Regions from separate parts of the Homo sapiens genome. Here region 2 is linked to region 1. Evidence: chromatin loops called from intact Hi-C (ENCODE). Cell type or tissue: K562. All regions are shown on one strand. Links, peaks and the distances in the headings refer to the core of each region. The heading gives the core; the rest is flanking DNA.

What was found. Hi-C counts contacts between places; a loop is a spot of excess contacts. Peaks named below come from ENCODE experiments on the same cell type or tissue, not always from the same donor. Only the 100,000 strongest peaks of a DNase experiment are listed, where the experiment ranks them.
Region 2: it touches region 1 in a loop (4-fold over the local background); 2 of 110 quality-filtered maps call a loop at or near these places.

What each region holds. Positions count from the first base shown.
Region 1 is chr18:69,952,001-69,967,963 of GRCh38, forward strand. It overlaps a transcript of CD226 not described here. Among named protein-coding and RNA genes, the nearest start is that of CD226, 12 kb to the left of the region's middle. In K562, for the core only: a CTCF peak has its summit at 7,880; DNase peaks (open chromatin) are centred at 4,871 and 9,891.
Region 2 is chr18:70,013,880-70,029,620 of GRCh38, forward strand. It overlaps RTTN (rotatin), which reads right to left. Exons shown (of 49, transcript NM_173630.4): 43 at 14,845-14,922; 44 at 10,843-10,969; 45 at 6,736-6,938; 46 at 3,528-3,795. Among named protein-coding and RNA genes, the nearest start is that of CD226, 74 kb to the left of the region's middle. RefSeq lists silencers at 11,118-11,167, 11,178-11,237. In K562, for the core only: no CTCF peak of the experiment used is centred there; a DNase peak (open chromatin) is centred at 11,962.

The sequences.
Region 1 (15,963 bases), core at 4,720-12,719:
ATAACCAAGATATGGAATCAACCTAAGTGCCCATCAATGAAGGGTTAGATAAAGAAACTGTGGTATATATCCACAATGGAATACTACACAGCCCTAAAAAGAATGAAATCATGTCTTTTGCAGCAACATAGATAGACCGGGAAGCCATTATATTAAATGAAACAACTCAGACACAGAAACTCAAAAACCACATGTTCTCACTTATAAATGGGAGCAAAATAATGTGTACCCATGGACATACAGTATGCAATAATGGACACTGGAGACTTGGAAGAATGGGAGAGTAGAAAGGGGTGAGGGATAGAAATTACTTAATGTGTACAACATATATTATTCAGGTGATGGTTATATTAAAAGTCCAGACTTCACCACTACATAATAAAACTGCCCTTGTACAAAACTGCCCTTGTACCCCTTGAATTTATACAAATAAAAATAATAATAAGCCCATACATCTATGAACAATTGATATTCAACAAGGTGCCAACCCCACTGAGTGGGGAAAGAATAGCTTCTTCAATAAATGGTCCTGGGACAACTGGATAGCCACATGCAAAAGCATGAAATTGGATCCCTACCTCCGTGAAACACAAAAATTAACTCAAAATGGGTTGACCTAAATATAAGACCTCAGACTGTAGAAATCTTAGAATAAGCACAGGGGTAAATTTTTAAGACCTGGAAGTTGTCAACGGATTCTTAGACATGACAGCAAACCTATGGGCAACAAAAGAAAAAAATAAATTGGACTTACTAAAATTAAAAACTTTTGTGCATCAAAGGACATTTTCAAGAAAGTGAAAAGTCACCCTACAGAATGCAAGCAAATATTTGCAAATAATCTATCTGATTATGGTCTAATATCCATAATATATAAGGAACTCTCACACTTTAACATAAAAGAAACAACCCAATTTTCAAATGGGCAAAGTACTTGAATAGACATTTTTCTCCAAAAGATGCTCAACATTATCAGTCAATAAGGAAACACAAATAAGAACCACAATGAGAACTCACTTTATATCTACTAGGATGGACATAATCAAAAAGAGAAAAATTAATATGTTAGGGAAAATGTGGAGAAATTCGAACCCTTGTGTACTGTTGCACAAGCGTTGTAAAGAAATGTAAAATGATGCAGCTGCTGTGAAGAACAGTTTAGAGATTCTTCAAAACGTTCAACAGGATTACTGTATGACCCAGAAGTTTTATTCCTAGGTATATACTCAAAAGAATATACTCAAACCAATATTTGTAGACCAATGTTTACAGCAGCATTATTCACAAAAGCCAGAAGGTGGTAACGATCCAAGCGTCTGCCAACAGGTGAATGAATGAATGAACAAATTGTGATCAAATCCATACAATGGAATATTACTCAGCCATAAAAAGGAATGAAGGGCTAATGCATGCTACAACATGAATAAGCCTTGATAACATTATGCTAAGTCAAAGAATGCAGAAACAAAAGGCCACATTTTGTAAGAATCCATTTATATGAAATATCCAGATAGTTAAATCCATGGAGATGGAAAGCAGATTGGTGATTTGCCAATTGATTGACTGTTGGAAGGAGGGAATAGGGAGTGACTGTTTAAGGTATGGGGTTTTCTTTAAAATGATGAAAATGTTTTGGAATCTGATAAAAGCGGTCATCACAGAACACTGTGGATGTACTAAATACCACTGAACTGTATATTTTAAAATATTTAATCTTGACCTGGTGTGGTGGCTCACACCTGTAATCCCAGTACTTTGGGAGGCCAAGGCAGGTGGATTGCTTGAGGTCAGGAATTCAAAACCAGCCTGGCCAACATGGTGAAACCCCGACTCTACTAAAAATACAAAAATTAGCTGTGCGTGGTGGTGCGCAACTGTAATCCCAGCTACTTGGGAGGCTGAGACAGGAGAATCGCTTGAACCCAGGAGGTGGAGGTTGCAGTGAGCTGAGATTGTGCCACTGCACTCCAGCCAGGTCAACAGAGCAAGACTCCGTTTCAAAAAAAAAAAAAAAAAGTTTAATCTTATGTTGACTAAATCTTAGGTGAACAATGTTATGTGAATTTCACCTCAATTTTTAAAAATTGTTACTAGTGAATAGTATGAGTCCACATTCACCCCAGGTCTTACCAATGAATGAGGCCACCCCATCTTGCTGTTGGCCACGTATTAATTGATTTCATTTGATCCCCCAACCACCCCGGTCCAAAGATGCCAAGTACATTCTAAGAATACAGTACATTAGCATAGTACAGTCTAAGCATAGAGTCCACAGACACACTCTGTCACAACTTTGTGATAACAGCTGGAAATCAATAATGCAAAAGATCATGATAGTCGAGGTTGTCAGATAAATGATTTAAGATATTTTTAAAAATCATTATGTGCTTATTAAACAAATGCCAAAACATATCTATTTTCTGAGGGAGGGGTCAGGGTTGGGTAAAGTGGGGTAGAGGTGCAGGTAGAGAGGTAGAAGGGCTGAGGGCCAAGCAGGCATCTGCAACACCGTGCTGCCTCAAATCCTAAAGGAAATGAGATGAAACCTAGCATCATCCACTCTCGGTGGTTTCTATGATCAGGCCCAAAGTGAACTTCCTCACCCAGGATAAAGAAATGAGGTTCATGGGAGGAGGACTGGAAAAGGGGTACTAACTGGTAATAACTTGTAGGAACTCCTTATTCCCAAGGCATCCAGAGCCAACTAGTCAAGAGATGAAGAGAACTTGTGTATTTGCACCCTGGAATTGAGGGTCCTAGAGGTCACAGATTCGAATGAAAGGGGCAGAAAGACTTGCAGCTGAAGACAAAGTCCAGCTGTTACGACTTTGCTAGAGATGAGCCCTATTTATCAACATCTAACCAAAGACAAATAGAGACAGCGCTTGAGCTATTTTTGTTGTGTCAGCAGCCATTTTTTGCATGATTTATGAAGGGATTTTGGCTTGAGGTTTTTTTTCTAATAGAGCTGTCTGTATAAAAGAGCTTTGTCCTCAAGGAAGTCATTAATCAAAATATTACTGGATTTCTCTACTATTAAAAATGTCTCAGCTAACCACATGAGCATGAATTCATCTCACAAGCTTGCCTCTGAATGCAGACTCCTAGGTGGCCTGGGTGGGTGGGGACGGGGAACACTCTTCAGCCACACTGTTCTTCTTCCTGTAGGCTGTCCACCCAGGTAGAACCTTCCCTGTCACCTCAGTTTCATTGTTTCTGCTACCTACAATATGTCCTGCTTCCCCAGATGTCTCTATGGTTTCTGAGCATTGGGAGGAGTCTCCTAGTGTCTACTCAATGACCCCACCTTCCCCAGTTTATGCAAAAACACCTGATGTGTGTGATGGAGAATCTGCTCTGATACCTTTCGACACTTGCTTGGAAAACTATTCACATGCTGGAAAGCAGAGGACTGTGAACAGAAAATCTAGCTAAACTCAGAACAAGTGACTGGGGCTGGGAAGATTATAGTGTGAGAGGTCGTTTGCTCCCTCCACTCCTTCTCAGATGCGAGGGTTTGCCTGCCTTCTGCTGGGATGCCCCAGCTGTTAAGAGGCTCATACTTCCAGTAAGATTTCCACAGGAGGCCGGGTGCGGTGGCTCACGCCTGTAATCCCAAAGTGAAGGCCGAGGCGGGCGGATCATGAGGTCAGGAGATCGAGACCATCGTGGCTAACACGGTGAAACCACGTCTCTGCTAAAAATACAAAAAATTAGCCGGGTGTGGTAGCGGGCACCTGTAGTCCCAGCTACTCAGGAGGCTGAGGCAGGAGAATGGCGTGAACCCAGGAGGCAGAGCTTGCAGTGAGCCGACATCGCACCACTGCACTCCAGCCTGGGCAAAGGAGCGAGACTCCATCTCAAAAAAAAAAAAAAAAAAAAAATTTCCTCAGGAACACAATAGTCTGGGTTTCTGCTCCCTTCCTCAAATAATCTCATTAAGAGAACCTTTCCAATGTGGGCCACATGGTCTCCTCTAGACCACGATACCCTTAGAACCTTGGCAAGTCATACACATGTCCCCAGGAGTGAGGCTACTGCTGAGTGACCAGTAGAACCCCACTTCCAGTCAACGCAAAGACTCCAGTTGGGGTTCAGCAGGGATCCTCTAAGACAGGGTTCTGAAACTATGGCCTGAGGGCTGGGCGCAGCCCACTGATTTCCATAAACAGTTTGGTTGGAGACAGCCATGCTCACTTGGTTACATACCATCCACCGCTGTTTTTGTGCTGCAATGCTGGAACCAAGAGGTGTTAGGTCACAACTGACAGACACCACACGGCCCACAAAGCTGTAAATATTAACTATCTGGCCCTTTACAGAAAAAGTTTCCCAACCCTTGAGTAGGATAATAAATCTTTGGATCATGGACATTTATTATTTAAGTTCATCCTTGTTCAGTCTTGCTGGAGAGAAGGAAGATTTAAGCTTGACAGACCAGATGCCGGTAAAATTAGCTCAGTTTTCTTATTCTCAAGAACTTTACGATCAGATCTATTATAAATACAATTCTAGAGACAGACTGAGAAAAAGTACTTAACTGGCACCCTTTTACTACAAACTGCACCCCTCATTAAACTAACAGTTCACAGAACACCGAGCACTTAACTTACTCCAGCTTTTTCCGGCAACTCTCTTGTCCTGCTGCATCAACTTGCCATGGTTTCACTGGCAGCCCCCACCCTTTCGCACACGATTCATTTAAAAAGTTGAGCTCAGACACATCCAGTCTTTTTTCTGAGAAGGTTACTAACCTTGAGATGTGAGTGCTGCTCGCTCTAACGCTTCTTCCCATCTGCGTCTTGGTTAAGGACTTTTATCGTATCCTGTTTATCGTGGCCTCCTAGCCTCAACACCCTCTTGGTCACTGCAAGCTCCCCGCTGCTCCCTCCCTTAATTAGCACTGCAGGAGCTGAGGGGAGCGTTCAGCCCACTCAGGAGCTGACTCTGCCCATGCTCTTGAGCTCTTCTCTCTACCAGAACTTCCTCAGATAGCAACTGAAGTGAATCACTAATATTTCATGAAGCGGGGTTTTTTGAAGTCAAGTTTACCTGCTTCTGGAAGCAACTTTACTATTGCAGCTACTCAGACTCATTCCAAACTCAGATAAAGTTCTGTCCCTCTTTTCCCCCAAAGAATCTATAATTTGAAAGGACGCACTTCTCCTTTGTTCTAGCTCTAAATAGAAACTACACTCCCCGCCGAAATCAGTTTGTTTCTTTGCCTTTTCTTCCTCGTGTTTTTTCCTGCCAATCAAAGCACATTAGATTCAGCCCTCTTTTTAAGTCAAGAGGCTTCCTTATCTCTGCCCATATCTAAGTATGTTTCGGTCTTACTTTCTAGATACTCTTTTTTTTTTCTTTGTCTCCCATTCTCCGACAGAAAAAGTACACAAGTCGGTGTTTCCTGAGAACGAACCCTGCATGTTTAGCAGCTTTTGTCTCTTAGAAACACTAGGTTTTTTGCTGCACCAGGCCATGGCAACGTTAGTTTTATTGATTCCTTTGATTTATTAGGTTATGGAGGTTCCCTGCTGGTTAAACCACCATGAAGGATTGTGGCTGAGGCTTTAGTGTGTAAAATTCATAGAAAGACTAGGAAGGAAGGACGTTTGACAGGTGAGAAGGCACTCATGGGGCTGCCCTACCCTGCACATTTAATTATGCATCGCAGGTACAGGACTGGTCTCTTCTGCTGGACCACCGCATATACGAAAGCAAGGGAGAAGAAAGTGCAATACTGCCTCTCAAGACACAAGTGTTTACTAAGACTTATTGTGGGCCAGAGGTAGCCAGAGTAGCCTTCTCAAACACCTGCCTGACTCTCGTCACTCCCTTCAATGCCTCACTGTCCCCAAGAGAATATCCAAATGTCTTACTGACTTGCAAGGCCTGCGTCATTGATGACTGCCATTTTCCCAGTGTTATGTCTTATAAGTCTTCTGCTCACTCCTAGCCTTTATTGCTCATCCAACTTACATTGTGTAATTTGAGGACAATGCTCTAATGGGGCAGGGCCTTTGCACGTGGAGTTTCCTCACCTCTTATCCCTCTCCCATCCAGCAGGTCTCAGCTCCAATGTATCTTATACTCTCCCTGGGGCCCACATCTGTCCTGTGAGTTTCCTGAGAACCCCAAATATGTCCTCACTGAAATACTTGCCACATCCTATTATGCCTATTCACTCGCTGCATTTTTTACTAGAGCCTGACAGGCACTTCCAGGCCCAGGTAAAGTCTCTTATCCCTGCTCTATCAGATCCTTGCACAGGGCCCTTGACCATGCCAGGTGCTCAGTCAGCACTTGTAGAATAGGACGAAGCCATGCAATGACTTCCATCTGTAAGGTTTCCATATTGTGATCACAATCCCAATTCCATCTTGTTTCCAATCTGCCATCGTTGGGGCTGCTTTTTTGCCTCAATTTTCGATTTTCTCAAGGAAAAAGACAAAAACAGTCTTGACCCAAAACACCCACTGATTTTTGCAGGACACACCCAAAGACAAGTTTTCTTTTGAGTCAAAACTCTTCCTCAAAATTATTCAGTGGGCCCTGAAGTGAACCTCACACATCGGCTGAAACAGTCACCGTCTACCCACGTGGTTCACAATAGGGTGAATGCAAATCCTATCTATCGTGACAGTAGCTGCTGCTCATACCTACAGGGACCTAGCTTGAAAGTATCTTTTGCTTACTCCCTGACTCACAAAATGCAGATTGATACAGGCTGGGGGGTTTTCCCAAATTAGTTTTTCATGGTCACTCCCTAATTCAGTGTTCACAGGCAAACACACACACACACACACACACACACACACACACACACACATCCTTCTCCTTATCACCCATAATAAAGCTATTGCTATTTTGTTTTTTATTTTTATTATTTAGCTATTGCTATTTTTAAGGGAGGCACAATGGAGATACCTTTTGTTGTTTCTCTGTAGAGGTTTATCCTCTCTGGTTTATTTAGCTTCCTCTTGGAGGCTCTCGAAATATGGTAATAAATACAAAGAACCCAAGACTTAGCTTTGAATCATTTCCAAAGAAACACAGGCATCCCAGTATCTTGGCCCCAAGGATGCAACATTGTTCCCCCAACATGGTAACTACAGAATTTTACTCAGCAAACAGGGGAAATGTTGAAATATCACATGATCGATAATAAATTACAAAACAAACAATAAAAATAACCTGAGACAAATTAAATTGCCCTATCCCTCCAGAGAACAGATGTCCTAAATGTTCTAACCAGCAGAACAAATGGACGTAAAGAGGGAAAGCAGTGAGATAGAATGAAGATTACCACTCAGAGATCAACAAGAGCCCTCTCTCCAACATTTTTTCATGACCCTTGCAAAAGGCTTTTTGAACAACTTAAAGCAAAGACACTCTTCAACCTTACCAGTTGCTGACAGAAGCAGGAAACAGCAAAAGTCATCACATCCCTAGTTGCAGCATCGCATCAGCTACCTCCTTCCTCTTTTTTTCTAAGGTCACCAAGGCACTAACTTGCTGTTCTAACAAAGGGTAAGGAAAGAAAGAATCAAGCATTTGCTCTGCCTTTCCTGTACAAATTATAATTCAAGGTGACCCGAGTTTCTCTTTATAGGAAAATTCAGCTACTAAGTGGAAAAAACAATCATAGTTATTTTTTAAGTCACCATTTTGCAACCCCTATTAAAATAATAGATGGAGACAATTGTTAATAGATGCTAAAACCATGAGGTGGAAGGTTAATGGGGAACCCTATGATGAAACGTGCTGCTGACTGACGATACCTGAGCCCTCAGATCAGCCGTAATCTTGCTAAATATGGCACAGCCAGGCATGAGAGGGACTCCCAACACGATGCAGCAGGAAGAAAGCAGCGCCACCTAGGAAGTCCTCTTCCCCGAGTAGCTGAGCCTGAATGCAGCCAAGCCTCTAGAAGTAACCAGCAGTGCATAGAAAATGCAGGCAATGGCTGGGCACGGTGGTTCACACCTGTAATCCCAGCACTTTGGGAGGCCAAGGCAGGCGGATCACATGAAGTTCGAGACCAGCCTAGCCAATATGGTGAAACCCCGTCTCTACTAAAAATACAAAAATTAGCCAGTTGTGGTGGTGCACGTCTGTAATCCCAGCTACTTGGGAGGCTGAGGCACGAGAACCACTTGAACCTGGGAGGCAGTGGTTGTAGTGAGCCAAGATTGTGCCACTGCACTCCAACCTGGGTGACAGAGCGAGACTCCATCTTAAAAAAAAAAAAAAGAAAAGAAAAGAAAAAGAAAATAAAAAGAATACAGGCAATAAAAGACTGAGTTAAAGGACACTACGAGACCACAAGGAAGCAACGAACTGAACATAGAAAGCAGGAGCTACTGCAGAACAAACATCTCAGTTTCCTCCAGCAACAAAAGGCAATTATGATGAACACAACCAGTAAATGCCAAAAAGATACTTGACAATTTTCGTTGTTGTTGTTGAGATGGAGGCTTGCTCTATTGCCCAGGCTGGAGCACAGTGACACGATCTTGGCTCACTGCAACCTCCACTACCTGGGTTCAAGTGATTCTCCTGCCTCAGCCTCCCAAGTAGCTGGGATTACAGGCATGCACCAACACGCATGGCTAATTTTTGTAATTTTAGTAGAAACAGGGTTTTGCCTTCTTGGCCAGGCTCGTCTTGAATTCCTGACCTCAAGTGATCCGCCTGCCTCGGCCTCCCAAAGTGCTGGAATTACAGGCATGAGCCACTGTGCCTGGCCAGATACTTGATAATTTTAAATATCCTTTCCTGGGAAAGACTTACAGCAATTTTACAATTTCATCAGCATGATAAAGAAAATTTATGAGAAACTAACAGCAACCTTGATAGTGAGACACTAGAAAAATCTCAATTCAATTTTGAAATAAGACAAGGATGGCCACAATCACTGTCAATATTTAACATATTCTGGAGGTTTTAACTAAATGTAATGGATTTTAAAAAGGAATAGGAGCTGTAAACCTTGAAAATTATTTAAAATGTAGGATTTGTAGGTGATCCACCTAGAGAACATGGTCAAATAAAACAGAAAAGAATTTAATAAGCTGCCTAGCAAAATAATTTTATAAGACTCAGTAGCTTTATTGTATATCCTATCCAAAAGAACAGCAAAATTTACACGTGTATGTATATGTAGGTATAATTGTGTGCCTGTGTGAATATATATGAATGTACCTCAAGAATTTGTAGGATTTAAACAAAGAAATTTGCTAATTTATCAAAGGAAATAAAAGAAGTCTTGAATAAATGGAGGTATGTCCTATGCTCCTCTATGGCAAGACCCAATTTTGAGAATGCATCAAAAATATTTTTTTAGTTACCTGGAATTTTATACTCTTTTACATTATTAAGCAGGTCAGGCTATGAATGGCTATTCATGAGGCACTTATTGACGGCACTCTGCAAAAAGGTCTTCACCTAGTATATTGTGGAAATGTTATATGTTTGCACAATCAATCATTGAAGACCTTTTACAACACACATATCCCCATGAAAGTAAGCAATGGATGAACTGCTGTGAAAGGTGCTCCCTGGAGCAGAAATCCACACCCTGGTTCTTACCTGGTTTTAGCATTGCCAAGGGCCCAGCAAACTTCACCCACGACTCCCTTGGCCACTGTTCTTTTCTTCCTCCACTGTTTTTAGTCCCCCTCTCTTGAGGGTCTCAAGGTTTCAAGGAAATAAGTACTTACACACACACCTTAAGGACTCCAGACCTCAAGCATCAGGCCCGGGTAAGTGCTAAGTTCTTCTTTGGGAATTTTTCTAAATGACACCAGGAAGCAGCAGCCAGCAGTACAGCTATATGGACAAACAGGGACTTGCAGATACCCACTATCTCTTTCCCCCAGTCCCAGTTCCCTGACAAAGCTCATGCCTTTCTCCTCTGCATTCCACATCCCTTTCTGCTGCAACTATTTGATAACATTGCACACTGCATTGTGGCTACTTAGTAAAGTGGGCGAGAGCTGCCATCCTGTAAGTATAAGAGTGTGAGCTTTGCAGAGAGACTTGGGTTCAAATCCTGTTCCACGCCTGGCTAGCTGTGGGACCTCCAGTCCTCAGCACATTGATGGCAGTGCAGATCCCAGCTAGGCCACAGCTGATCGTCCAGGAAGGCAGCCCCCACCTCATGTTACCCGTGGCCCAGTGGGCTCCACTCTTGTCGGGGTCCACTGAGGGTCTTTTAACACTCTCAGTGTCAAAAAGGTTGTTTTGCCTCCTGAGCTCTCAATACTGCTGTATCTCAGATTATTTAAAGAAAATTTCATTTTCCAAAATGGCAGAAACCTCATATTGTTTAAATTAAGATATATTCTTTCTAGAATATTTTACTGAGAACATTTTCATCTGCAATTGGACAATGTAGCTTATATCTGAACTGCTTAGTTAGCATCTACAGAACAGTCACTGTCCCCAAAACCCACCACCTTAGCAAGGTGCCTGAATGAGGGAGGGTCTCCAGCCTCAGCCACACATTGGCTGCACCTCCCTGGAATCTGAATCTGGTACAATGTTATCTAATGTGGTTAAGATCACATCTCTCGGGCTCCCTGAATCCAGTCCAATATACACCTTGTTGTATTTATTAACAACCTGGCATTTCACTCTCCAAAGTGTCTTGATTTGGGTGACAAACTCTATGGTCACCCTAAGAGCCACCAAGGGGGCTGTGGGTTTGAAGGAAACCCCTCAGTTCTGGGAAAACCAGGACAGTGGGTCATCCTTGATATAGCAGTGACCAGGACTCCCTGGGTCCAGCCCACATTCCCTCATGGCCAGCTCTCTTGAGGGGATGGGGTATGTCTTCTACCCACTCCTCAGTAAGGATTGCCCTCAGCTATCAGAAAGCATCTAACAATTCTGGCTTTAAAGGGGAGCAGGGCCAGAGTCTCACCCTCCTCTTCCTAGGACATGTGGCCTATTTGAAAAGTTGCCTCCTTGGCCCCAAAGACTACACGGATTCAGGAAGGGCAGGCTGCATCAGCCGGAAAAGGTCCTTCCATAGACTTACCCCAGGCAAGGGCATTTATTCACCCCTACCTGCACCTGCTTGAGGCAGTCAACAGTGGTTCCGAAAACCAAAGAGTGTGCTGAGGGAACCAGCTCTTTCATCCACTGGAGAAAGAAGAAGACAGCTCATTTTATAAAATAAACAGATAAACCAATATACATATAAATACTTTAAATTCTTCCTAACCTGCTGGCACACTCCATGTAAAGTTGTGCCCTTTGTCTTATGTTTGTATTTTGTGTTCGTCTCTGGACCCTCCAACTTGAATATGTGTTCCTTGATGTGAAGACTGCCTCGTTCACCACTGTAACAAACCAACCAACTGTCTGTGTTTGCCTGATGCCACGTAGTTTCCCAGGACTCAAGACTTTGAAGTGCTGACTCCAGGACATCCCCAGGCAAACCCAGACAGCTGATCACCCTAGCTGTATCCCCAGTGCCAAGAGCAGTGCCCAGCATATAGTAAGAGTTCACAAAACAATTGCTGCCTGGCTATGATCATAACTCTTATTTTGCAGTTTTGTTCTTAGAATTTAAAGAGCGAAGAAAAGAACCGAAGGAGATAGAGACACAAAAAACCCTTCAAAAAATCAATGAATCCAGGAGCTGGTTTTTTGAAAAGATCAACAAAATTGATAGACCACTAGCAAGACTAATAAAGAAGAAAAGAGGGAAGAATCCAATAGACGCAATAAAAAATGATAAAGGGGATATCACCACCAATCCCACAGAAATACAAACTACCATCAGAGAATACTATAAACACCTCTATGCAAATAAACTAGAAAATCTAGAAGAAATGGATAAATTCCTCAACACATACACCCTCCCAAGACTAAATCAGGAAGAAGTTGAATCCCTGAATAGACCAATAACAGGCTCTGAAATTGAGGCAATAATTAATAGCCTACCAACCAAAAAAAAGTCCAGGACCAGACAGATTCACAGCCGAATTCTACCAGAGGTACAAGGAGGAGGTGGTACCATTCCTTCTGAAACTATTCCAATCCATAGAAAAAGAGGGAATCCTCTCTAACTCATTTTATGAGGCCAGCATCATCCTGATACCAAAGCCTGGCAGAGAGACAACAAAAAAAGAGAATCTTAGACCAATATCCCTGATGCACATCGATGCAAAAATCCTCAATAAAATACTGGCAAACCGAATCCAGCAGCACATCAAAAAGCTTATCCACCATGATCAAGTGGGCTTCATCCCTGGGATGCAAGGCTGGTTCAACATACGAAAATCAATAAACATAATCCAGCGTATAAACAGAACCAAAGACAAAAAACACATGATTATCTCAATAGATGCAGAAAAGGCCTTTGACAAAATTCAACAGCCCTTCATGCTAAAAACTCTCAATAAATTAGGTATTGATGGGACGTATCTCACAATAATAAGAGCTATTTATGACAAACCCACAGCCAATATCATATGGAATGGGCAAAAACTGGAAGCATTCCCTTTGAAAACTGGCACAAGACAGGGATGCCCTCTCTCACCACTCTCATTCAACATAGTGTTGGAAGTTCTGGCCAGGGCAATCAGGCAGAAGAAAGAAATAAAGGGTATTCAATTAGGAAAAGAGGAAGTCAAATTGTCCCTGTTTGCAGATGACATGATTGTATATCTAGAAAACCCCATCGTCTCAGACCAAAATCTCCTTAAGCTGATAAGCAACTTCAGCAAAGTCTCAGGATACAAAATCAATGTGCAAAAATCACAAGATTCTTATACACCAATAACAGACAAACGGAGAGCCAAATCATGAGTGAACTCCCATTCACAATTGCTTCAAAGAGAATAAAATACCTAGGAATCCAACTTACAAGGGATGTGAAGGACCTCTTCAAGGAGAACTACAAACCACTGCTCAACAAAATAAAAGAGGACACAAACAAATGGAAGAACATTCCATGCTCATGGATAGGAAGAATCAATATCATGAAAATGGCCATACTGCCCAAGGTAATTTATAGATTCAATGCCATCCCCATCAAGCTACCAATGACTTTCTTCACAGAACTAGAAAAAACTACTTTAAAGTTCAAATGGAACCAAAAAAGAGCTTGCATTGCCAAGTCAATCCTAAGCCAAAAGAACAAAGCTGGAGGCATCACGCTACCTGACTTCAAACTATACTACAAGGCTATAGTAACCAAAACAGCATGTTACTGGTACCAAAACAGAGATACAGACCAATGGAACATAACAGAGCCCTCAGAAATAATACCACACATCTACAACCATCTGATCTTTGGCAAACCTGACAAAAAGAAGAAATGGGGAAAGGATTCCCTATTTAATAAATGGTGCTGGGAAAACTTGCTAGCCATATGTAGAAAGCTGAAACTGGATCCCTTCCTTACACCTTACACAAAAATTAATTCAAGATGGATTAAAGACTTAAATGTTAGACCTAAAACCATAAAAATTCTAGAAGAAAACCTAGGCAATACCATTCAGGACATAGGCATGGGCAAGGACTTCATGTCTAAAACACCAAAAGCGATGGCAACAAAAGCCAAAATTGACAAATGGGATCTAATTAAACTAAAGAGCTTCTGCACAGCAAAAGAAACTACCATCAGAGTGAACAGACAACGTACAGAATGGGAGTAAAATTTTGCAACCTATTCATCTGACAAAGGGCTAATATCCAGAATCTACAACGAACTCAAACAAATTTACAAAAAAAAAAAAAAACAACCCCATCAAAAAGTGGGCAAAGGATATGAACAGACACTTCTCAAAAGAAGACATTTATGCAGCCAAAAGACACATGAGAAAATGTTTATCATCACTGGCCATCAGAGAAATGCAAATCAAAACCACAATGAGATACCATCTCACACCAGTTAGAACGGTGATCATTACAAAGTCAGGAAACAACCGGTGCTGGAGAGGATGTGGAGAAATAGGAACACTTTTACACTGTTGGTGGGACTGTAAACTAGTTCAACCATTGTGGAAGACAGTGTGGCGATTCCTCAAGGATCTAGAACTAGAAATACCATTTGACCCAGCAATCCCATTACTGGGTATATACCCAAAGGATTATAAATCATGCTGCTATAAAGGCACATGCACACGTATGTTTAATGCGGCACTATTCACAATAGCAAAGACTTGGAACCAACCCAAATGTCCATCAATGATAGACTGGATTAAGAAAATGTGGCACATACACACCATGGAATACTATGCAGCCACAAAAAATGATGAGTTCATGTCCTTTGTAGGGACATGGATGAAGCCGGAAACCATCATTCTCAACAAACTATCGCAAGAACAAAAAACCAAACACCGCATGTTCTCACTCATAGGTGGGCATTGAACAATGAGAACACTTGGACACAGGAAGGGGAACATTACACACCAGGGCCTGTTGTGGGGGGGGGGAGGGGGTAGGGAAAGCATTAGGAGATATACCTAATGTAAATGATGAGTTAATGGGTGCAGCACACCAACATGGCACATGTATATATATGTAACAAACCTGCACGTTGTGCACATGTACCCTAGAACTTATAGAACTTAAAGTATAATAAAAAATAAATAATAAATAAAGAGCGGGAGGGAAGTGCCAAAATGCCCAATAAGATCTTAATAAATACAAGTGCTGGCTCAAAGGTAGAGCTTAAGGCTTTCTCCTGCTGGGCCCTCACTCCATCCCAGAAGGAGATAGAATGCCACGGTTGACCAGATGCACCAGCCTGCCTCCTGCAAAGCAGCACCATCCTCTCTGTCTATGCTTTCTGCATCACATCGCTTGGGCTCCCTGAAACCAGTCCAATATTCACCTTGTTGTATTTATTACCAAGCTTGCATTTCATTTTCAAACGTGTCTTGATTTGGATGACAAACTCTACGGCCACCCTAAGAGCCCTGTATCTAGGGGCTGGAAGACTGGATGCTGCACCTGCCAGAAACCCTGGCAGCGGGATTCCAAATGAGATTCTGTCAACCAAAGGCACTTGCATGAGGTCTGGAAATCAGAAGAGAAGTAGGATTTCATTTCTGTCAAACTGACAGTCACAATTGTCACAATTCCACTTGTGGAAATGTATGCTTGTTGTTCTTCTTTAGCTGTGGTGAGTAGATGTGAGGACTTTACACAGAGGCGACTTGAAGCAGCCTCCTTTCTGGGATCTTCCCGGAAACTCCCTGCACCCGGGCTGGAGACAGCTGTAGATGGGCCAGTGGATTCTTCCAGTGCTGGAACTTCTGACTTGTTGAAACCTCCAAGTCAATCTGAACTCAGGAGACTCCTTCAAGCCTGTGCATGCAGGCCTTCAGATTCACAGCTCCCTCACCCTCTGTTTTAAATGCTATTCTGAATAAGTGTCTAGATTTTTTTCCTTCTTCCCGACTAGCCTTTAACTGATACCTCAGGTCTAATACATTGCTAGAGAGGGAAATGTCAGTCAGCCTTGTTGAAAGGGAAACCGAGGTGAATGTGGCCACTGCCTGGGGTTCCCACCCACAGCTCCTCTGCCCACTGCAGGCACACAGTACAGCATATCCTCTTTCCCTGTCCCTCCAGGACGATGCTGCGGCTCTGACAGAGCATCCTCAGGGAAAGGTCCAGAGGCAGAAAAGCACAACCCGTTCCTTCCTGTGAGGCTCCTTCACCAGCAAGAAAAACCTTCACTGCAGACGCTTTCGTGCCTCCTTGGCCAGAACTGATCTCATCTATATCTATTTTACCTGTCACGAAATCACAAACTACCCCAAAGTTTAGTGGCCTACTAGTGGTCCCCAACCTTTTTGGCACCAGGGACCAATTTCGTGGAAGAAAATTTTTCCACAGACCAGGGAGAGGGGATGGTTTCGGGATGATCCAAACACATTACCTTTATTGTGCACTTTATTTCTATTATTATTACGTTGTAATATATAATGAAATAAT
Region 2 (15,741 bases), core at 7,629-15,628, 65 kb after region 1:
TCTTGATATATCTGCTGTGTCACTTACCTTTGATTCTTTTGATCCTTTCTCATCTTTTTAGCTTTCTCTGCTGCATTCTGGATAATATTTTTCTAATCTATCTTCTAATTCCTAAGTTCTCTGCTATACCTAACTTGCTGTCAGACATGTATATTAAGTTTTCAATTTTGGCCACTGAAGTTCTAGATTACTGTTGTAAAACAGAACTTCCTACAATAATGGAAATATTTATATCTTGCTATTTAATAAGATAGCCACTAGCCACATGTAGTGAGTACAACTGAATAATTTTAATTAGTTTAAATTTAAATAGCTACATGTGGCTGATTATCATACTGCACAGTAAAGTTCTTGAAGTTCTGTTTGGTTCTTTTCAAATATTTCAACTTGTCAGTTTCCCATTTCCTAAAATTTTCAAGCTTGTCATTTATTTATCTAAATATGGTATAATTAAAGTTATTTTTAAACCCATGCTTTGTAATTCCCATATTCAAAGTCTGGGCAGATAAGCTGGTATTTTTATTCTTCTGCTGTTTCTTACTACATGTTGCCATGTCTCCTAATGTGCTTGATTATCTCTAACTTTGTACTGGTTAATGCTTTTGAAAAATTATTTGTAGAGGTTCCCTGAGGCCCAGTATGAACTTGTCTTTCATCCATCACCAAGGCAGTTTGCTTTCTGCTAAGTACCCACAGGCACCATCAATCGAAGACACCTCAAGCCAAGTTCACGGCCAACTTTGGGTGCAGAGCCCTATCAGAAGCAGTCTGTAGTACCCATTCTCACATTTTTTTTTTCCTTTTCTTTACAGTCTCCTTCATGAAGTTTGGGAAACCAACTTATTTTTGACCCATCCATCTATTAAGAGAATGGTTCTTTGGAGGTCCAGCTTAATACAAGCAGGATAGCCAGTAAGAATCCCCACTTTGGGGAATCGCGGCTTCTGTCCTCTCACCCCTCGATACTCCTCAACAAAAGCCAAGCATACAACCTTGGCAAATGCACTTGGGGCAAAATAATTTTCTATATACTTCTTACTTGTCTGGGCAAGACTTTCAATCAAAACTGGACTGGGAGTTTCTATCTTTTCAGTTTTTGTGATTATTTTGAGGTGCATTTTAATACAGCCTGTCTAGCATGTTATTGTCGTTTTCAGAAGAGACTTAGTCTGGCATTGCCAGAAACAAGGAATGTTCCAGATCTTTTTTTTTTTTTGGAGATGAAGTCTCACTCTGTTGCCCAGGCTGGAGTGCAGTGGCGCGATCTTGGCTCACTGCAACCTCCGTCTCCCCAGTTCAAGCAATTCTACTACTGGGGACTACAAGGTGCCCGCCACCATGCCTGGCTAATTTTTGTATTTTTAGTAGAGGCGGGGTTTCACCATGTTGGCCAGACTGATCTCAAACTCTTGACCTCAAATGATCCACCCACCACGGTCTCCCAAAGTACTGGGATTACAGTTGTGAGCCACCATGCCAAGCCCCAGATCTATTTTTACCAGCAAGGTCAAGCTCCACTGCACACTCCACTCCTGACCATTTAAACCAGATGTGTGGGTGCTACCGATCAGAGGCAGCCTTTCCTGGGAGACTTTTAAGCTGGCTGACTCTGCTAAGGCCTCCTCCATAAATCCCCAAGTGGAAAGCGAGGCATAGGCTGTGACATCCCTTTATAGTTCCACACAGAAACTGCACAGCTGATGTCTCTTATCTTACCCCTGCCTGAAAAGCCCACTGATCTCTAGTCTGTGGGCTAGGGGAAGCTTCTCACCAAAGTTTATCCATCTGCTTTAAGCTAATGAAGGAGAAAAAGCATTGCTGACTACAAAGAAATGCTAAAAATAATTCTAGAGGGGTCTAGAAGTGGAAAATGCAGACTTCTCTCCTTCACTTCTCAAAAAGCTTGACCTTTTTCCAACTCTCAATAATAAACTGGAGTAAGTAGCCCTCAAAGAAAAAAAAAATCATTCTAAGAAAGGTGAATAAACAATAACAGATGTTACTGAGTAGCTGCTATATACCAAGAATGGTCACAAACACTTCACAGGCTCTCTCATTGCCCTGAGGAGGGATTATCATCACCCTCATTTTACAAATGTGAGGGCTGAAGCAGCTACAGTGGGAGAGGATGGAAATAAAACCAGTGATGTACATCACGCAGCAACAGAGAACGCAGCATCAGCACAGCAGCCACCGGAAGGCAGAGTGCAAAATCCACAGTAAGGTTAGGTCTGCTACAAGCTAACTGAACTTTAAACATCCTTCTATATCATATCTAGCAGTTGATTATCAGAATGCTTATCAGAAAAATAGAATCACAACTATATACACCACAAAATATAAGAAGAATCATTTTCGTACACTTAGAAAACCCTTGATTTCACAGAAAAATGCTTCTGAGAAAAGTTTAAGTGAAAAACATGAAAAAAACAAGAGAATGAATCTATCTTAAACATTTATCATGTACCAGAAATAGCGCTAGGCACTTTATGTGTGTTTATAAACTGATTCTTACCAAACCAAGAAGAGTGGGCTTCTTTTATAGATGAAGAAGCTGGGCCCAGCGAGGCTGCACCAGGCGACGCTGGAGTGATGCCCTAGTGCTGGCATTCAAGACCAGGTGTGTAGGGGTCTGGAGCCCACCTTCTGTTTTTCACTAGAACACATGTCTTTTATAAAACTCACTCCCCACGAAATTCACATACTCCTCACAGAGATAACACATGGTTGCAGAAAAAGATCTTTCCGATTCTTTTTGCTTCAATTTTTTTCTGAATCCTTACCAATCCTCGCCTCCATCTGTCCTACATCTCAGAGAATGAAGTCTCTGCGAGGCTCACTGCACCATCTGATCTCAAGCCCTGAACTCTCTCCGGTCTGCTTGGGATCTCTCTCAATCATCAAATATTTATTGAGTGCTCGCTAGTTGCAGGCACAATTCTAGGTGCTACACATAAACAAAGCAGACAAAAGCCTCCTGACCCCATAAGAGCTTACCTTCTAGTGTGGGAAGACTAGGAATAGACAGATACATGAAACACATAATCTATCAGATGGCGATAATACTACGGAGGGAAACAAAACCAGGAAAGGAAATAGTGAGGAGGAGGAAAGAGAAGGCCCCCTGGGTGCGGGGCTATTATATTAACACATGGTTCCCGAGAGGCTTCATTGACATAGTAGCATTTGCTTGAAGATGCAGAAGAGGGGAGCTGGAGTTAGAGGAAGAGCAAGGAGAGAGGAGAGGGAGCAGAAGGTAAGGCCAGGGAGCCCTCGTCCACGGCTCCCCTTCCTCCAGGTGTCCAGTATGTGCACTGGAATGACATGATTTGCTAACCTCAGGAGACTCCTGGAAGCCCACGGAAGGCTGAAGCCATGCCTGATTCATTCCCATGCCTTCCACAGTGCTTTGAACACAGTGGGTGCTTAATAAATGCCTAGAAAATTATTTATAAAATTATTTGGTGTTGACCTGAACAGTCTATGAATAACTACATATATAAATGTATGTGTGTGTGAAAACTTACCATTAGCCAGGATCTTGGGTTTATTTGCAGGACTGAAGCAAACATTATGAAAGATAAGAAGAGGCAATAAAGGGCTGCTCTTGTGCTTGTATTTGCTCATCTCTGTTAGTAAGTCTAGACAGCCATCAAGCCTCAGAATCATTTGTTGCCCATCTTCTCCAGATGATATATTCAGGAGTAACTTCAACCAAAGAATAGTCAGATTACTTAGATGTTTATTTCCTCCTTTTGGCAATGCTAGAGAGAGGAAGTTCTGTAAGAAGTTACTCTGTGGATAAATAGAGAGAATATTATTTTCTTCTCATCTTTTTCATTATTTTCCTAGTCCCTTGGTGACCAATTAACTAACATTCTGATATACTCTCCCTCTACATTAATTTCTCCTTTCTAATAGCTTCTGAATATTCCATCTATATTATTTCCAAGCATAAGTGAAAAAGGTAAGAAGAACAAAATAGTGCTCAAGTTTTAATTCCTGCTAATTATTTCCTCATGATGGATGAAGTATACTATAGTTAACTCTTAATTATTTAGAATTGGTAATTAAGTTTGGAGATTATTTCAGGGCTCTTGAGTTTTCTCTTCTCTCTGCCTTCTGGTGATTTTGCTATTAAAAGCTACCCTATGGAAGGAAAAAAGGCAAAAATCCAAATCAGTCTTGAATACTAGTTAACAACTCTGGAAGTAGTGAGGGTATTTTGAATCATTATAGCTACAGGTGTTGTTGTTGTTTTTATCAAATCTATAGATACATCTTACATTCACTTTATCCCAGGTACTTATCATTACAAGTAAGAATTTCTGATGGCTACACGTCATTCTATTATGCTTACAGATGAGAAAGCTCTATTATTTGAACTGTAAGAGTCTTTTCAACCTCCAAATAAAGCCCCTTCCAAAAAACCCCACCAAACCCTTCACTATAAGAAAGATAATAAATTATTGCTTAGACTAATCTATATGCAAAGTATAAAAGTGCTGCATCAAGCTGCAGCCCATGGCAGCATGGAAACCACAGTTAGGTGGACATTTTAGAAATGAAATGCAATCACTTAACTTTTATGATTGCACAGAATAACTCTTCTCTCTCTCTGTTTAAATCTACTCCAGTTTATCTCTTAGGTTTTCCTAGACCAAAATCAAGATGTTGGCTTTAATCTATAAAATAAACTTAACGTTTTTATACAAAAGGACTCTGAGTGTTAAGAATGAAATGAGCTACAGAAATATTATCAACATTACCCACACAATAAGTAAACTGTAAAATTACATGCCCACTTTCAGCTGCATGTGCTGTCACTCACACCTACTGTCAGCCAAACTGACAGTTTTTAGATTCAACCCTTGCTGGATTTGGGACTGACAAGGGTGATAAAGCAGATGTCAGTGCTCTCAAATATAAATGTGCTGTGGGCACTCCTTTTTTTTTTTTTTTTTTTTTTTTTTGCTGCTTCTAAAGATGTTTTCAGACAATTTCCTACACCAGGTAGAATATGTAGAGATGTATACCATGGTAGAAAAAAAAACAAACAAGCAGGATATTTCGGAGCCTGAGTTGTACAATACCACCTGCTGCATTTTCTATGTCCTACAGATGAGTAATGAAGAAGTAGAAGTGTTAAGTGTCTGGGCTCATTATTACTTAATGCAGCAGAGGAAGTCTCAGGCATTTCCTAATTAGAGCAGAGGAAAAAGACTTGATTAATCCGTCCCTGGAAAGAGAGTCTGATCACACTTCATCAAAATATTCTTAAGTATAGCACCAGAATAACAGATTAAGAGTTGAACATATCTTAGAGATTATTTTGTTAAACCCAAATGAAGCTGAAAGAGAATAGGTCTCCAGCTCAAAGTCACAGACCAGACTCGAGATTGGCACTTACATTCCTTCTGGGTGCTCCCACTTAGCTTCCCACCAACATGCTCTATAAGGAAGTGGTGGAAAGCACTGCCCCCGCTCTGCTCTCACATATGCAGAATCTCTCATTCTTATGGATGCTAATCACATATATCCAGTTCAAGAGAATGTCTCATTTTGGAAGTGATGCATGTATATGAATACATATATGAAGAAAATATATTCAAATATATATACATATATGACATACATGAACATATACATGAAGAAAATATCCAGCCATGTGCTGGTAAATAAACAACTGATTGTGGTGAGGGTAGAAAAGATCCAAGATTTGTACAGTTCGCTGAATTACGTGGTGTGATATGCCCACTGTGGCTGATTTCAAAATAACAATGTAACATCAACTGGAATTTTTATAAAATTCCTGCAAATTTAAGATGACACTCATGAGTCAGTAGGAGGCTGGCTCCAACGTGCCACTGAAAACATCTTTCCTTGGTAAGATTGATCTTTCCATTTCCTTAGAAAGACCGAACTTTCTATTTATGTGGTGATAACAAAGTATCTTCTGAGGAGTTCAGGGAGAAGAAACAGTAGAGGAAAAGGAGACTCAATTCTTATAAATGCTCTCAACTTCTGCAATTTATCTTGGCCTTCAAGTAAAAGAAATGGAAACACTCAAATTACAATACTAGTAAGTAGTATATAATCTGATTACATTCAAATTTGAAGGGATTTTCCCAATTAGGGATTCTGTTTATACACATCTAAATACAGAATATAAGTGCACATGTGTACTAGAATTTATTTAACTCATTACATCCCTTTTAAATTACCTTAAGTTAAAATCAGTGATGAGAAGTCTAGATTGGGAACTGGAATCCTAGAGAACTCATAAAATTGCTTAACATGCCATAAGGAAGTTAAGTCTAACTGGGGGAAGTGGGCTGTGATTTCATAAACCATTTTGTCAATGAAATTAAACTGAAATTGTTACTGCCCAATTTGGTCTGTTTAAAGACCAATATATTACTTTTATTATTTCCAATAAATGTAAGACGGCTATCTTTCTAAAACCCTCATCTTTGAGAATGATAAAATACAATCCGAAAGCTAAGAAGATAAATGAGAAGGAAATGGTATGACTCTACTCTAGCTCCTGTCCTTCTGCACGTGTCATCTATCAACTGGCTTTAAACAAAGTGAACCTCTTAACCCTTTTATAATCCTTTAAAATAAAATGCCTCAAAATCATAATAATCTTAGAAATTGAGTTGTAAACTTTTGATTGGAAAGATTATTTCACTGAGTACCCTTTTAAGATATGTGGGGAGTTTAAGTGCGTACCTTCTGAATTACTCCTTTACAGTCATGCGACAAGGCCAGGTTTGAAAGAAGCATAAAAACCATCTGCTGAACCGTGGTGTTCTCCAGTGGCATCTGGGAAGCCAACTTTAGGATACACAGCATCAGAGAGTTGCTCACGGCTCCTCTATGTGTAGCTTGAACAGGGTGTTGTCCACAACTTGACCAACAAAGAGAACTGCAACCTTCAAAAATAACAGCCTATCACAATGTCTTCTCAGTTTCCCTGTTTAGTTTTTGAAGACACTAAGTGGCAAAGCATATCTGTCTAACAAAATGACTAGGCCATTAACCTGTGAACTGCAAATTAGCAATGGAGGCTAATGTTGGTGTCTACAGTCAACCTAATAGATATACTGTCCTCACTGAGGGCCTAATTATCTCACTAAAGCACTTTAAGACACCAGGTTTATTTTTAAAAAAAGAATAAAATAAACATACTAGGGTTTTTAATAGTTGCTAAAGAAAACATCTAAATAAAGGCCTGTGTAAAGGAACAGAATTTTAGAAATGGGAGATAACTTGTCTAATGCCTTCATTTTACATAACATACAAATAAGGAACATAATATCCCTGGGAAAGCGGACAAAACAAATACTATTTTCTATATTTGGTCAACAAAGATATGGAGCTCAGAAAAGCCAGTTTGTTGTTCAAGGTCATACAGCTTAGCATAGCAGGAGCCAAAAGTGGCATCTACAGGCTTTCCAGGGTTCAGTGTTTCTCAGGAAATTAAGTAACTGAATGAGACTTATTGAGGGAGAAAAAAAAATTAGAAATATATTTTAATGTTAAATCAATAAGACTGTATTATACATAAACCTAAGGTATAATTGACTTGTGAAAGTTCATACGAGGAGGCCAACTTAAGTATAAACTGATCAGAATCAAATACATTCTGTAAAAGAAACTCATAAAAGATGAGTAAACAAACAAAAGATATACTAGTGGAGCTGGAAAATGCACTGAAAGGAGACATTCCCACCAGACCTAAGGAATGGAGAAAGTTAACAGCACAGAATGAAGGCAAGGACAATCCTGTACACATATGCTTCAATGACAGTTCAAGTTCAAGAGCTTGAAGGTCTGTTTATATCTCTTTGTGCTGACTGGAGACAACCTGAGTTGGGTATCGAAATGGACAGCTCCAGAGGTGTCAGATTATTCAAAGGAATAAGCCATCATCAGCATCTGGCAGATTATTCAAAGGAATAAGCCATCAACAGCATCTGGCAGTAACTAGATGGGCTCCTTAACTGTTGTGAGTTCCAGTCCCTTCTCTGTATAACCTTTGATATTCAGAGACCCCAGTTGCTGGGCTACTGAGTGTTGTTAGAAGAAAGTACAAAAACTTGCTAGTCAAATCTTAAATTTATGACCATAAATTTAATAAAATTTAAATCTTAAATTTATGACCATAAATTATGACCATAAATTCTAATTTATTTTCTTAAATTTATGACCATAAGTGGTACTTAACACTGCCAGCAATCCTACTTTGCTTCTCTGGTGTGTTTACTTTCCTTCCTCTAAAAACAGCTACTTCACACTTTCTCCTCTTCTCACATCACCTCTACTCCTTGTCTTTGCTCATTCTTAGTGGTCAGTGTTCTCTCCTAAATGAAGAAAGCAGAAGTATTCAAAATGGGAATTTTCTCATCATTCCCATCAAGTCTACCAGCCCTCCTAAATCCACATCCTTCCTCTCAGCCTTCCCTCCGCTTCTGTTGTCAGCTGTGCTCTAGCTCTCACCTCTCTTACCCTCTCAGGCTGGGCTCTTACCTGCACTCTTTCCTGCACCTCATTCTCCCAATCCCTTAAGTTAATAAACATGCCTTAAAAACATACATCTTTAAAAACGAGCAAAAACTCCTCCTTTGACTCCACATCTGTCTCTTGCTGTTGCTCCATTTCTTTGTCCTCTTAAGAGTAGTACATTTTGGAAAAGCTGTCTCCTCTACTTCTTCATCTTCTCTCCTCAGCTCACACTAAGTAGGTTTCTGTTCTGGCACTGCACTAAAATTACCCTCAAGGTCCAAAAGAACATCAATACTGCTAAGTCCAACAGCCATTTTTTCTATCCTCACTTTAGCAGAATTTTCAATAGCATTCCACACAACTGAGCATGCCCTTCTCTGACTTTCTGTGACTGTGCACTGTTATCTCATTGGCTGCTCCTTCTCTTTTTTTTCTGCTGGTTTCTCATCTTTTGATTAACTCCAAATGTTGATGTGCCTCAGAACTTGGTCATGGGTTTCTGCTTCTCCATCTACACATTCTCCCTGGGTAATCGCAAACAGCCACGTGGCTTTAAGTACAATCTACATGACAATGACTCCTGTGGTAGCCAGCCTCCAAGATGGTCCCAGTGGCGCCTGCCTCTGTACCAGGGTTGGTATGTGTGACCCACAAGAGCTAGGAGTGCTGTTCAGTTACTTCTGAGACTGGATTATAAGAGACTATAACTTCTGCCCTCAGCCCACTCATTCTGGGTCGTTTGAGACAGCCCTAAGTAGCAAGGAATTGAGGCTCCCATAGTCACACTGGATCCTCTATCCCAGTCAAGACTTCAGATGATTGCAGAGACTCTGAGCGAGGACCACCCAGATTAGCCACGCCCAGATTCCTGAGCCACAGAAGCCGTGGCATAATGAAATGATTAATGTTTGCAGATGCTAAATTTTAGAGTAATTTCTTTTGTAGCAATAAATAACTAATAATATTCCCAACATTTGAAATCTTCAAACTTATCTCTACACTCCATTGAATTCAACTCCAGCTTACTATTTTCACTTGAGTGAACATCAACACCTTAGACTTAACAAGACCAAACAGAACTCTTGATTCCTACTACTTTCTCACTTCAAGTCTGCTTCTTTTAAATCTTCCCCATTTTAGTAAATGGCACTACTGTGCACTCAGGCTCATTTCTCCAAATGAAGTTCACCCCGGACACCTTTTTTTCCTTCCTACCTCCCACAACAGGTATCCTTGACTCTACCTTTGAGCTATATACTGAATCTGTCTACTTCTCTCAATCTCTCCAGCTACCACTCAAGCCCAAGCCACCATTATATCTCCATGACAAGTCTCCCTGCTTCTAGACTTGCTCCCAATCATTCATTCTCCACATACCACCCAGGGCAATTTTTCTTTTCTTTTCTTTGTGAGACAGAGTCTCACTCTGTTGCCCAGGCTGGAGTATAGTGGCGTGATCTCGGCTCACTGTAACCTCCGCTTCCTGGGTTCAAGTGATTCTCCTGCTTCAGCCTCCTGAGTAGCTGGAACTACAGGCATGCACCATCATGCCTGGCTAATTTTTGTGTTTTTAGTAGAGACAGGGTTTCCTCATGTTTGCCAGGCTAGTCTCAAACTCCAGACTTCAAGTGATCCGCCTGCCTGGGTCTCCCAAAGTGCTGGCATTACAGGCATGAGCCACTGCACCCAGCCTAATCCTTCTTAAACACAAATTAAATCATGCCACTCACCAGCTTACAACTGCCAATGTCATCCTGTTACACTCACATAAAAATCCAAACTCCCTACTCTGGCCTCTGAGGCCCTACATGACCTGTCCTCCTATCTCATTTCAGATCACTCTCACCAGAACTCACAATGCATGGCCCACCACAGGCTCTTGATAAAGTGTCTATCAAGTGCATGAGCGAAAGAGGAGCCCTAGTGATATCAAGTATCACCAGACCAACTGTTATGAGAACTTTCAACATGCCAGTCTCCTGCTCTAGAATCTATGAGAAGTTCTAACCTTCACGTGGCTTTTGAGGTCTTACATCATAATTTTTATCCTCTCAATTTTCCTACTAAACTCAATTTCCCATTGCCAGATAATCAGACCAGTCCTCCCTCTCTATTCCCTGCGCTGCCAATGACTCTCTCATGTCAACAAACACACTAAAATATCTGTCTGCTCTCATAATACCTACGAGAAAGCTTGCCTTTGCCCATCATATCCTCAATAAATCAGAGAAATACTTCAAAATATGTATTAGTTTTTCCAGTCCACCTTAACAACATTTATAAAACTAGTATTTTGGTATATTATTGAAAGGCAGTATTGGATCCTATTACCATTTGGAAAATTTGCAGTATAGACACAAAGGAGCTGCAGAGAAATTTGCATCAATGAATCATCCATCAAAATCCAAGGCCAGAGAGAGTGCAAGACAGGGACAAGGTGAGCTTCAAGAGCTGCTTCCTGTTGAAGGAAGGGAAAAAGACAGCATTAGTCTGAATATATGAAAATATAACATTAAAATCAAAACAACAACAGAAAGCCATCAACATAAGACCCAAGGAGAACCCTGTGGATGGCTTCAGCATCCTGCCCCAGCCCCATTGGGCTCCACACATGGCTGCCCTGACCACGAGCCTGACCAATCTCAGGACGTCGCTTCAACACCAGGGTGGTTAAGATGTACCACTAAGTTAGGAAGCATAGAAAATAGCCTGTGTAACATGTAAATTAAACAGCAAAGTGATATCTCACAACACTGAATAAATTCCTGTAAATGCTATGAACTGGCCAAGAAGTGAGAATTTCTGGTTAAGTAAACATTCTGATCAACTCTGAGTCCTCTTTGCCCACCCTCTCTCCCTCTCCTTCTCTCTCTCTGTGTATGTGTGTATATACTCAAAGTAAATTACAGTTTTTGAGTAATTTGAATATATAAAATTCAGTCTAAATATTATGATAAATTGAAAAATTCTGAAGTAACTCAGAGTCTTTATTACAAAGATCAGTTACCCTGGGACAATATTGCAGATAAAATATAGCTGTTTAAGTGCAGCAATATCTATTTTAAATGAACAAGAATTCCGAGGTAATTTGTAGACCCATGATTATGCACGTGAGCATGCACATAAATACACACACCCTATACGATTTCACATAGCATCAAGTGGCAGAAGAGAAGTGATTCCCAATGTTCAACACTCTCCGTAAGCACTGAAGTCATTCCCAGTGCTCTCCCTAAAGTTCTTCCCTTGTTCACCACTCTCTGTGGCACACGGCCCTCCATCTGCAGCAGATGACCTTGTTTACTATTTCACAGAGAAGACAGAAACGATTAAGTACAAACTCCTTTATCTACTCTGCCATTCTGTCCACATAGTTTATCTGTATTTTCATCCATTCATCCTTCCTGTCTGCCCGGTAGTGACAAAGAGGTGTTCCACTTCTTGCCTGCCAGAGATTGATACATCCATCTGTGTTCTGAAACACAGCTCTTCCTGCCTCCTCAGGGATCTTAATCCACCAGTTAGTTCTCCTCTTGCTATCTCTTAAACAACTCGTCCCCAATTTGCTCATTTCTGTGCCTGTATTCAAGTAGTTTACGTGTTAAGAGAAACAAACATACTCATTTCCTTTCATCTTATATGTCCTAAATTATTAATGCCACTATTCATGACCAAACTTCTACATTATTATTGCTGTAATTTCCCTGCCTCACATTTAATCTTTAGCTCATTACCGTTTATTTTCTGCCCTGATGATTCTATTGAGGCCGCTTCTACTTTTGTGGTTGCCAACAACGCTTAAGCACGGTGGCATTTGCTATATGTCTCTTAATTTCCCCGCTGCTGCTCTATCCTGGATCATTTCTGATAAGAGTCTGGATATTTGTCCCTGCCCAAATCTCATGTTGAATTGTAATCCCCAGTGCTAGAGGTGAGGCCTGGTGGGAGGTGTTTATATCTTGGGGGCGGATTCCTCATGGCTTGGTGCTTTCCTCAAGACAGTGAGTGATCTCATGAGATCTGGTCATTTAAAAGTGTGTGGTACCTCCTCGCCAGCTCTCTCACTCTTGCTCCAGTTCTAGTAATGTGATGTGCCTGTTCCCCTTTTGCCTTCTTGTCATGATTGGAAGTTTCCTGAGGCCTCCCCAGAAGCAGACGCCACTGTGCTTCCTCTATACCCTGCAGAACTGTGAGCCAATTAAACCTCTTTTCTTTAATAAATTACCTAGTCTCAGATATTTCTTCATAGCAAGGCAAGAACGGCCTAATGCAATCTCCAAATTCCTTCTCCAGTATTCCCTTCTCAGTTGTTTTCTGCCCCCTCTTAAATGTTCCTGTTTTCCAAAGATATGACCTTGGTTTTCATTACATACTTTCTTGGGAAATTTCAACAATAGTGAGGACCACAAACACCATCTACACATTGATAACTCCTAATATCCCCAGCTTGTATCACTCCTTAGAGTCCCAGACCCATAAAATCTACAGGCCACAAGCCATTTTTCACCTGGATGCCCCAAAGACTCTTGAGGCTAGCACGTGCAAGCATGAATATCGGGTCTCTCACACCTGTGCTCTGCTCTATCATGCACTCTTAATGCATGATAATGCAGTGGCTTAAACTGGAGTTTGGAAGTCATTCTACATTCCTCCTCTTCTCAATGCCTCAAATTTACTCCCTACCCTCCTTCTCCTTTCTACCTGCTCAAGTTAAGGTGTCATCATCTCTTGTCTGGACTATGACAGTCCCCTCCGTCTAACCTTGTCCACTGTTTAATTCATTTACCTCACAGCCACCATGCTCCTTCCAGTATGAAAACCCCTAATGTTATGCATATGCAAACAGCAGGGTGGGGTGGCAGTGGGTGACCTGGTGAATTACCCAATAGTGGCCAACTATTAATAATGAGAACATGCCATACACCTGATAAAAGCTGAAATTGAAATTAACAATCCCTACCTCCATAATATTATATTTATACTCAAGGATAATCTTAATATTCTTTGGATTTACTTCTTATTAAACAACTTAGAAATACAGAAATGCTTTGACTTATTGAGATATCACACTTTTGTAAATGGCTAATGTGATACAAATTGAGCACAATATTTATAACTAGTAGCCAGGTTAGCACTTCATAAATCTTTATAGGTAGATCCCACATGTAAAGTATTCCAGAGTATTTCCCTGAATAAGGTGTCATGAATGAATATTAACTGCACATACACATGAAATTTATATATTTAAATTTACACACAAATACTGACTGTACATCCAGTCACAAGCATAATATCATAAGCATGAAGGAATCATTAAGTTTATTAATGGCACTTTTGTCTTGAGAAAAAGTTCATATAAATTCATATATAGGGAATTTTAATAAATTGTATAAATAAATACTTAATTTCCATCAAACTACTTTGAAATATAAATTGTGAGTCATGTATCTGGCTTTTTAACATCGCTTAAGGAGTAAGTGTGTTCAACATGTCCATTTTCCAGATGTGGTATGGTTTTTCCAGTTGTGCTCTTACCACAAGTAAGAGCAAAACAGGTAAAAATTTATAAGGCAATAAAAGCTTCCATAATTTATCTTTGCTTTCTATATTAAAGCTTTAATTTAGTATTTTTTAAAATTTTTATTTTCGTGGCCAGCTTTTATAAAGAATAATCTAGTATTTCTGCATTAAAGCATCAATCTAGTATTTCAAAAGTGTTGTAAAACTATAGACAAAGCAAATCAGAGTGTTCACAAGATTATATCCTCTATAGTAGTACTGATACAATGGTTTAAAACATCATCAGTGCTTACAGACGAAGCAAAACATCTCAGTGATTTTTAGACAGAAGGGCCATGTAAATGGTCACAGGGAGTCAGCAGAGCTAGAAGAAACTTCCTCTCGGTGGATGTGGCCACACTAGGTAGCAGCTCTAACTATCTTCTCCTTTGAAGCAGGAAACTCTTCATTTTCTTTCCTTATAGATACAGATAGCTTCACTTATTTCCTTGAAGAGTTGTTTTGACAACCCGTTTTGAAAGAATCTACCTTATAAAACACATCCAGCCATTCATTCCATATGTAAAACATTTAAAATACCTAAGAGTACAGAATGAGGCTGAAGTTTGCGAAGAAATGTAATCAGTGTCGATGAATAATGATTAGATACACACATTTCTGACAATTAACACTGAGTTTAAGGACCAATCAACTGTGTGTCTAAAAATTTAAAAGTCAGAGCTTTCCATTTTTCCTACTACATTATCTCACATAAAAATTAAACTGCTTAATACCAGTACTCCTATTAAAATTTTGAAAAGTAGTTCTACTTACTTTACATTCCTCATTTTGATAAAGACAGTTTCTTAGGAGCTGCATGGCAATGCTTAACTCTTTAATAACACCATCCTCCTATTTAAACAAAAAGCAGTTGAAAACTGTGAATGCAACAGCATACTTCACTTTTTGTGTATAGTAATTCCCTCCCCTTTGGGTCACGGGACAATGCAGGTGTGCTCTAATCATGCCCAACCACTGTAACTTTGAGGGAACTGACAGGCTAACGATCTCTGAAAGATGACCATATCTCAAGAAGCACATTCACCATGAAAAAGCTATTTCTGTTCTATCAAGCATGGAGGAACTCGGATATATGATAGCCTCCATGTTTCATCTCAATAAAGTGAGGCAGATACTGAGAGATTTTCAATAATATCAGGTGTTGGCTGACTTTCTCAATGATGAAGGGCCTTTGGCTAGGGAGGAAAAGAGGCAAAAAAAAAAAAAAAAAGAACTGATAAACATACAATCAATCTCCTGCATCAATTACATTATTAAATAAGACTTTGTCTTGGTTTCTTAAATGCAGTAGAAACTAGTTATTACATAGAGTGCTGCTATAACGGCCTTACCTACACACATATATGTATATTTATATATTTATACTATTCACACACTTTCATTTGTTGAATAAGTGGGTGGCAGATCTTGTTAACCACAGTAGTTATTATATAACTATGTTATTTTCAGTTTACCTGAGCATGCAGTTTAAACATGAGTCCAGCAGATTCAATGCTAGAGGAGATATTCAGAAGGCACAGGAGGAGATAAACAGAGATGAGGAATACCAGCTCTGCAACCACCCAGATTTGGGGCAAATATTAGCTCCATCAATTACCAGTTGTGTGACTATGCTGTAATGAGTGTTTGTTCATGAGATAATAAATATGA